Linked DNA regions of Homo sapiens: region 1 is linked to region 2. Evidence: read pairs that join two places in POLR2A ChIA-PET (ENCODE). Cell type or tissue: CD4-positive, alpha-beta T cell. All regions are shown on one strand. Each heading gives the region's core, and the rest is flanking DNA. Links, peaks and the distances in the headings are about the cores only.

Region 1 (4,394 bases), core at 234-4,233, 83 kb before region 2:
TTTATTTTTAGCCGGGCGCGATGTCTCACGCCTGTAATCCCTGCACTTTGGGAGGCCGAGGTGGGCGTCACAAGGTCAGGAGATCAAGACCATCCTGGCTAACACAGTGAAATCCCGTCTCTACTAAAAATACAAAAAAAAAAAAAAAAAAAAAAAAAATTAGCCGGGCGTGGTGGTGGGTGCCTGTAGTCCCAGTTACTTGGAGGCTGAGGCAGGAGAATGGCTTGAACCCGGGAGGCGGAGCTTACAGTGAGCCGAGATCGTGCCACTGCACTACAGCCTGGGCGACAGAGTGAGACTGTCTAAAAAAAAATTTTTTTTTTAATTTTTATTTCAATTTTGTTTATTTATTTGGAGACGGAGTTTTGCTCTTGTCCCCCAGGCTGGAGTGCAATGGTGAGATCTCAGCTCACTGCAACCTCTGCCTCCCAGGTTCAAGCGATTCTTCCATCTCAGCCTCCTGAGTAGCTGGGATTACAGACACCCGCCACCATGCCCGGCTAGTTTTTGTATTTTTAGTAGAGATGGAGTTTCACCATCTTGGCCAGGCTGTTCTCAAATTCCTGACCTCGTGATCTGCCCCCGTCAGCCTCCCAAGTGCTGGGATTACAGGCGTGAGCCACTGCTCCCGGCCTATTATTAATTTTTAATTGTTTGTTTTGGAGAGAAGACTAAATTAGCAAAACCACAAGTCTAGTAGTTTTTTTTTTTTTTTTGAGAGGGAGTCTCGCTCTGTTGCCCAGGCTGGAGTGCAGTAGCGCGATCTCGGCTCACTACAAGCTCCGCCTCCTGGGTTCACGCCATTCTCCTGCCTCAGCCTCCCGAGTAGCTGGGACTGCAGGCGCCCGCCACCACGCCCAGCTAATTTTTTGTATTTTTAGTAGAGACGGGGTTTCACCGTGTTAGCCAGCATGGTCTCTAACTCCTGACCTCGTGATCCGCCCTCCTCGGCCTCCCAAAGTGCTAGGATTACAGGCGTGAGCCACCGCGCCCGGCCTGTTTTGTTTTGTTTTTGATAGGCCTCACTCTGTTGCCCAGGCTGGAGTGCAGTGGCATGATGTTGGCTCACTGCAACCTCCACCTCCTGGGTTCAAGTGAATCTTCTGCCTCAGCCTCCCGAGTAGCTGGGATTACAGGTGGGCGCCACCACACCTGGCTAATTTTTGAATTTTTAGTAGAGACGGGGTTTCACCATATTAGCCAGGCTGGTCTCGAACTCCTGACCTCATGATCTGCCTGCCTCAGCCCCCCGATGTGCTGGGATTACAGGCCTGAGCCACCATGCCCGGCCAGAAATCTAATTCTATAGTAGTAATAATGATAATAATAATAATAATGTTTTATATCGTTAATTAAATTCTGGAAAAATAGCCAGATGTGGTGGCTTGCCCCTGTAATTCTAGCACTTTAGGAGGCCAAGGTGGGCGGATCACTTGAGGTCAGGAGTACCAGACCAGGTTGGCTAACATGGTGAAACACCGTCTCTATTAAAAATACAAAAATTAGCTGGGCATGGTGGTATGTGCCTGTAATCCCAGCTACTCAGGAGGCTGAGGCAAGAGAATTCCTTGAACCCGGGAGGTGGAGGTTGCAGTGAGCCAAGGTCGCACCATTGCACTCTAGCCTAGGGGACAAGAGGGAAACTCCATCTCAAAAAAAAAAAAAAGAAAAAAAATTCTGGGAAAATAAAGTAAAAAGTCTTTGGTTATAAGTGACAGAAGCCCAGATCAAACTAGTGTAAGCTCCAGAGGGGTAATTTGTTTTTTTGTTTGTTTGTTTGTTTTTTGTTTTTGTTTTTGTTTTGAGACACAGTTTCGCTCTTCTTACCCCAGGCTGGAGTGCAATGGCGCTATCCCAGCTGACTGCAATCTCCGCCTCCCTAGTTCAAGCGATTCTCCTTGCTCAGCCTCCCGAGTAGCTGGGATTATAGGCGCCCGCCACCATGCCTGGCTAGTTTTTGTATTTTTAGTAGAGACGAGGTTTCACCGTGTTGGCCAGGCTGGTCTCGAACTCACTCAGGTGATCCGCCCGCCTCCGCCTCCCAAAGTGCTGGGATTACAGGTGTGAGCACTGCACCTGGCCAGAGGGGTAATTTGTTGGTTCATATAAACAAACCCTGAGAAAGGGAGAAGTGAAGCTTACCCTAGGACTTCACAGCCTGTGGAATCTCTCACTATTTTTTCAGACTAATTTCAAAAATCCACGGGAAGGACTTGGATTGGCTCATCCCGTGTCACATGCCAACATTTGGACCAGCACTTATATTCAACCAGTGTGCCCAGGTACCACCGTCTATCTAGTGTCTACTCTGATTGGTAACAACCTTTGACCTGCCGACTATTAAATGCTTTGAGTTATCACCATTGCCTTGGATCACTTACTGTGGCCAGGTAAAGAGGTCCCTTGATTGGGAGGAGGCAATGTGATAGGTCTGTAATCATAGGAAGGAGGAAAAGGATACTAAGTATATAAAAACTGTAGGCCTTAAGCATAATATGCAAATATATATATATGTATGTGTATATATATAATTTCCCAACTTTTTATTTAAAAAATTTTCAAACGTGAAGAAAAGTTGCAAGAATGGTATAATGACCACCCGTATGCTCTTCGTCTAGATTGCCTAACTGCTAACATTTTTCCCATATTTGCTTTCCCTCTCTCTCTCTCCCTGCACACACATACACACACACACACACACACACACACACACACTCACTCACACTCTCACTTTTCTTGGCCGAACCAGTTGAGAGTAAGTTGCAGTCATCATTAACATTTTACCCCCAAACTCGTCAAGATGTAGCTCTTCAGAACAAAGATGTTCTCATATATAACTACAGAATAATTATCATACTAAAGAAACTTAATATTGAATCAATGCTTTTTTTTTTTTTTGAGACAGTCTTGCTCTGTTGTCCAGGGGCACGGTCACAACTCATTGCAGCCTCGATCTCCCTGGCTCAAGCAATCCTCCCACCTCAGCCTCCCAAGTAGCTGTGACCACAGGCACACACCACCACACCCAGCTAATTTTGTATTTTTAGTAGAGGGGTTGTTTCTCCATGTTGGTCAGGCTGGTCTCAAACTCCCGACCTCAGGTGATCCACCAGCCTCAGCCTCCCAAAATGCTGGGGTTACTGGTGTAAGCCACCACACCCGGTCTTTGTTTATTTCTAATACAGGATTGAATACTGTATGGCAAATGGTTGTCACATTTCTCTTGTCTTCTTGAAGAAGAAAACAAAGCTGAATCGGAGCCTAAAAGTGTACCAGTCCTGGCCCGGTGCGGTGGCTCACGCCTGTAATCCTAGCACTTTGGGAGGCCGAGGCGGGTGGATCACGAGGTCAGGAGATCAAGACCATCCTGGCTAACGTGGTGAAACCCCGTCTCTACTAAAAATACAAAATATTAGCCGGGCGTAGTGGCAGGCGCCTGTAGTCCCAGCTACTCAGGAAGCTGAGGCAGGAGAATTGCTTGAACCCGGGAGGTGGAGGTTGCAGTGAGCTGAGATTGCGCCACTGCACCTCAGCCTGGGTGACAGAGCGAGACTCCGTCTCAAAAAAAAAAAAAAAAAAAGTATGCCAGTCCTGCTAATAAGTTTTACTCTCATGAAGGTAAATTCTAGGAAATTTGATTTTGTTTTGTTGCTTTAATAAAGTTATTAACTATCAAGGATTCCACCTAAGTCACTCTTCTATGCTTAGTATATCACTTTATTGATAATTAAATGTATTCTGATGTAAAATAGAAAATAACCACTTTGGGCTGGGCACAGTGGCTCACACCTATAATCCCTGCACTTTTGGAGGCCGAGGCGGGCAGATCACCTGAGGTCAGGAGTTTGAGATCAGCCCAACCAACATGGAGAAACCCCGTCTCTACTAAAAATACAAAATTAGCTGGACGTGGTGGCACATGCTTGTAATCCCAGCTACTTGGGAAGCTGACGCAGGAGAATCCCTTGAACCTGGGAGGCAGAGGTTGAGGTGAGCTGAGATCGTGCCATTGCACTCCAGCCTGGGCAACAAGAGCGAAAATCCATCTCAAAAGAAAGAAAGAAAGAAAGAAAGAAAAGAACCACTTTGCCTTGTATATTTGTGCTTCTCAACAGAAATCCTATAGTAGACTTTCTTACATTTGAGGCAAACAGCTTTTGCCAATCTTTCAAAGCAATAAAAATAGTTTTCATATGATTATGTCTTTGGAAGTCTGGTGCAAAATGTGATTTCACTTAGTGATTGTGGTGTGACAGCTGTAAATTGCTACATTCCAGGTTGGTGCTTCAACATTGTATTTTCAGTGTGACTGAGTTGCTCACATCCGGCTTTGACTGCCTTTTCCACAGAGAAGCTAGCTCTCAGACGAAGCCCCCCAAAAGGAGCGAATCAAC
Region 2 (4,394 bases), core at 193-4,192:
GGTGTTGAATTCCTGACCTCAGGTGATCCACCCACCTCTGCCTCCTAAAGTGCTGGGATTACAGGCATGAGCCACTGCACCTGGCCGAATTCAGTAATTAAACACAGGCTATTACGGCCAGATTTTTATATTTAGTTCTTTTTTTTTTTTTTTTTTTGAGACGGAGTCTTGCTCTGTCGCCCAGGCTGGAGTGCAGTGGTGTGACTGCGGCACTGCAACCTCTGCCTCCCGGGTTCAAGCGATTCTCCTGCCTTGGCCTCCCGAGTAGCTGGGACTACAGGCGCGTGCTACCATGCCCAGCTAATTTTTGTGTTTTTAGTAGACATGCGGTTTCACCATGTTAGCCAGAATGGTCTCCATCTCTGGACCTCGTGATCCGCCCGCCTCGGCCTCCCAAAGTGCTGAGATTACAGGCATGAGCCACTGCACCTGGCCAGATTTAGTTCTTTTTTCTTTTTTTTCGCGAGACAGAGTCTCGCTCTGTCGCCCAGGCTGGAGTACGGTGGTGCCATCTCGGCTCACTGCAAGCTCCGCCTCCTAGGTTCACGCCATTCTCCTGCCTCAGCCTCCCGAGTAGCTGAGACTGCAGGGGCCTGCCACCACGCCAGTCTAATTTTTTGTATTTTTAGTAGAGACGGGGTTTCACTGTGTTAGCCAGGATGGTCTCGATCTCCTGACCTCGGAATCCGCCCGCCTCGGCCTCCCAAAGTGCTGGGATTACAGGTGTGAGCCACCGCACCCAGCTGGATTTAGTTCTTAAAAGTTACTAAGTGAAGCAGTTAGTCAAATGCCATATTCCAAATCTTCTGTGGTTGCTGATTTTCATTTGGCGTATGTAGAACCCTGGGCTGAGTCTTATGAGTGGTAGAATCCTGGCATGGCAGAAAATGAGAGTGTGTGCCAGATGTCAAGTTGTTTTCAGTATGCCTTCAGGGGATCAGATATGACTCAGGAAGTAAGATGGCAATAGGTATAGTTTAGACCGTTGTGTTTCTCAAATATTGTACTGTCTTTGATATTTGCTTGTTGTCGTACATGGAATCTCTTGTAGAGCTTCCTGTTAAAGAGAACCAGGTTAGTAATTTTTTATTTTTTATTGTTCATTATGTGATGGGTAAGTCAGGTTAAAATTTTGCTTGGCCATCTGTGGTCTACTTTATGTACTGAACTAGCTGGGTTAGCCTAAAATGCTTTCCTGGAATGCTGAGAGGTCTGAGCAGTGAAAAGTCTGTAGAGGTTTCTCACATTGAGTTTCATTCCTCTGTGAATGTGGGATTCCTTGATATCTTTCTTTCTTTTTTTTTTTTTTTTTTTGTTTGAGATGGAGTGTCACTCTCTTGCCCAGGCTGGAGTGCAGTGGCTTGATCTCAGCGCACTGTAACCTCTGCCTCCTGGGTTCAAGCGATTCTCCTGCCTCAGCCTCCCAAGTAGCTGGAATTACAGGTGCCTGCCACCATGCCCAGCTAATTTTTGTATTTTTAGTAGAGAGGGGGTTTCACCATGTTGGTCGGGGCTGGCCTCGAACTCCTGACCTTAGGTGACCCACCCGCCTCAGCCTGCCAAAGTGCTGGGATTACAGGCGTGAGCCACCGCACCCGGCCGGAAGTCCTTGATTTCTAAACTATTCCAGTTGGCCAAACAATGTATGTGCATTGGTTTATATTGGTCACAGAATCAAAAAATGTCAGAGCTAGAAATCAGAGATAGTTCAGCTATCACTTTTGACAGATGGTAATGATTAATATTTATAAATGACTTTGTAGTTTTACACTGTACTTTTAAATGATTTTTAATTTTTTTAGCCCCGCTTGAAATAAAATTGTTTGTCCATTGTTACCCACCAAGTTAGAAAGATCTGTTAGAATCCAGGTCTTCTGTTTGCTGTCTTACTATTACTGAGGTTTGTTTGTTTTTTTAAAATTATAGATGTGGGAAAACTGAAGCAGTGGCATAATCGTTGAAATGCAGAGCTGTAGTGCGACCTCTTTGTGGTTCAGTCTCCAGCCCACATTGCAGTAGAGGAGCTGTGTCAGGAGAGGAGACAGGTTGCTTGTTTTCAGAATTGTGGTTAACAACAACCATTGTTCTTTCCTCTTTCCCCACTCTTTATCAGTTCTGGAAATGTTTTTCTTAGACTAGGTAGTTACTAGGGGTTTGCTTCTAAGAAACTTTTTTTTTTTTGGTGACAGTTTCAGGATGTTTTATGCTTTTTGCCTGGGTCTGTCTTCTTTGAAGGAAAAAAAAGATTTGCATCTGCTAACCTCAGAAATCCCTCAGTGTAGCCTATAATATGCATGTTTTGTAGTTGTAGTTCGGGGGCTGGCTGTGACTTCTGATTAGCCATATTCTTGATAATAAAATGATATGGAAAACACCTGAGAAATTTTAAGGATTTTTTTTTTTTTTTTAAATTTTATTTTTAAAGGCATGAACACAGAAGAGGAAATGGTTTAGAAAGAATAATTGGGCCAGGTGCGATGGCTCGATCCTGTAATCTCACCACTTTGGGAAGCTGAGGTAGGAGGATCCCTGGAACTCAGGAGTTTGAGGCTAGCCCGGGCAACGTAGTGCAACACTGTCTCTACAAAAAAATTTAAAAATGAGGCCGGGCACGGTGGCTCATGCCTGTAATCCCAGCACTTTGGGAAGCCGAGGTGGGTGGATCACCTGAGGTCAGGAGTTCGAGAACAGCCTGGCTAACATGGTGAAACCCCATTTCTACTAAAAATACACAAAAATTAGCCAGGCATGGTGGTGGGCGCCTGTAATCCCAGCTACTTGGGAGGCTGAGGCAGGAGAATTGCTCGAACCTGGAGGCAGAGGTTGCAGTGAGCTGAGATTGCGCCATTGCACTCCAGTTTGGGCAACAAGAGCGAAACTCTGTCTCAAAAAAATACAATAAAATACAATAAAATAAAAAAATATAAAAATGAGCCCAGTGTGATGGCATGTGCCTCAGCTCCAGAGGACGAGCTGGGAGGATCGTTTGAGCCTGGGAGGTCCAGGCTGCAATGAGCTGTGATTGAGCCACTGCATTCCAGCCTGGGCAGCATAGCTAGACCCTGTCTCAAAAAGAAACAAAAAAAGAAATAATCACAGGCCACAATTATAAGACAGTAAATGAATAAACCTGATTTATAACAAATTACATGCTTTTTCGTTACAACACGTTAGAATTACTTTCCAGGAGTGTCAGAGGACTTGGTTCTTTTTCTTTTTTTTTTTGAGTCGGAGTCTCGCTCTGTCTCCCAGGCTGGAGTGCGGTGGCACTATCTCAGCTCACTGCAAGCTCCACCTCCCGGGTTCACGCCATTCTCCTGCCTCAGCCTCCTGAGTAACTGGGACTACAGGCGCCCACCACCACGCCCGGCTAATTTTTTTGTATTTGTAGTAGAGACAGGGTTTCACCACGTTAGCCAGGATGGTCTCGATCTCCTGACCTCGTGATCCGCCCACCTAAGTGCTGGGATTACAGGTGTGAGCCACCGCGCCCAGCCAGGACTTGGTTATTTTTTCAGGTGTATCATCTCTGATGCCTTTTTCATTCTTTCTTTTTGTAGTTTTAGAACAATGGCCCTCTAACAATGTTTTAGCCTAGTTATGAAGATAGCTACTAATTTTGGGATATATTGTTAATATTGTTGAAGAAAACTAAATATTTTATTTTGGGTAAGTTAGATGTGTAAACCAAAAGTAAAATCCTAAGCCCCTCAGCCAATTGAATGCCCACCCAAGGGGACCCTAGAGAAACCTGAAAAACTAAATTCCAGGTCATGACTCAAAGGGAGGTTGGCCATCCCTCATTATACCCCTCTCTTTTGCCCAGGCTGGAATGCAGGGGCTCAATCACAGCGCAGTTCAGCCTAGACCTCCCAGGTTCAAGCCATCCTCCTACTCAGCCTCTGGAGTAGCTGCGACCACAGACACATGCCACCACACCTGTCTCATTTTTAAATTTTTTGTAGAGATAGTGAGTGTGTCACTATGTTGCCCAGGCTGGTCTTGAACTCCTGGGCTCAAGGGATCCTCCTACCTCAGCTTCTCTCTCTCTTTTGGAGAGGGGTATAATGAGGCATGGCCAACCTCCCTTTAAGTCATGACCACCATTAATGTTAAAATGGAGATCATAAGACTGACAAAAGAAACTCTGACAATAAGATACGAAATTCCAGCTGGGCGCTGTGGCTCATGCCTGAAATCCCAGCATTTTGGGAGACTGAGGAAGGTGGATCACTTGAATCCAGGAGTTCCAGAGCAGCCTAGGCAACATGGTGAAACCCCGTCTTTACAAAAAAGACAAAAATTAGCCAAGCGAGGTGTCACCCACCTGTAGAACCAGGTACTCGAGAGGCCTGATGTGGAGGATTGCTTGAGCCTGGGAGGCAGAGGTTGCA

Evidence for each region. ChIA-PET counts read pairs that join two places held together with the same protein. Peaks named below come from ENCODE experiments on the same cell type or tissue, not always from the same donor. Only the 100,000 strongest peaks of a DNase experiment are listed, where the experiment ranks them.
Region 1: POLR2A ChIA-PET joins it to region 2 with 5 read pairs; 8 of 35 experiments call an interaction of 5 or more read pairs at or near these places.

The regions. Positions count from the first base shown.
Region 1 is chr11:9,331,131-9,335,524 of GRCh38, reverse strand. No RefSeq gene overlaps it. Among named protein-coding and RNA genes, the nearest start is that of TMEM41B, 19 kb to the right of the region's middle. In CD4-positive, alpha-beta T cell, for the core only: no CTCF peak of the experiment used is centred there; no DNase peak of the experiment used is centred there.
Region 2 is chr11:9,248,059-9,252,452 of GRCh38, reverse strand. All of the region lies in intron 1 of DENND5A (DENN domain containing 5A), which reads left to right. Among named protein-coding and RNA genes, the nearest start is that of DENND5A, 15 kb to the left of the region's middle. RefSeq lists enhancers at 1-188, 1,883-1,992. In CD4-positive, alpha-beta T cell, for the core only: no CTCF peak of the experiment used is centred there; a DNase peak (open chromatin) is centred at 2,032; H3K27ac peaks cover 768 bases.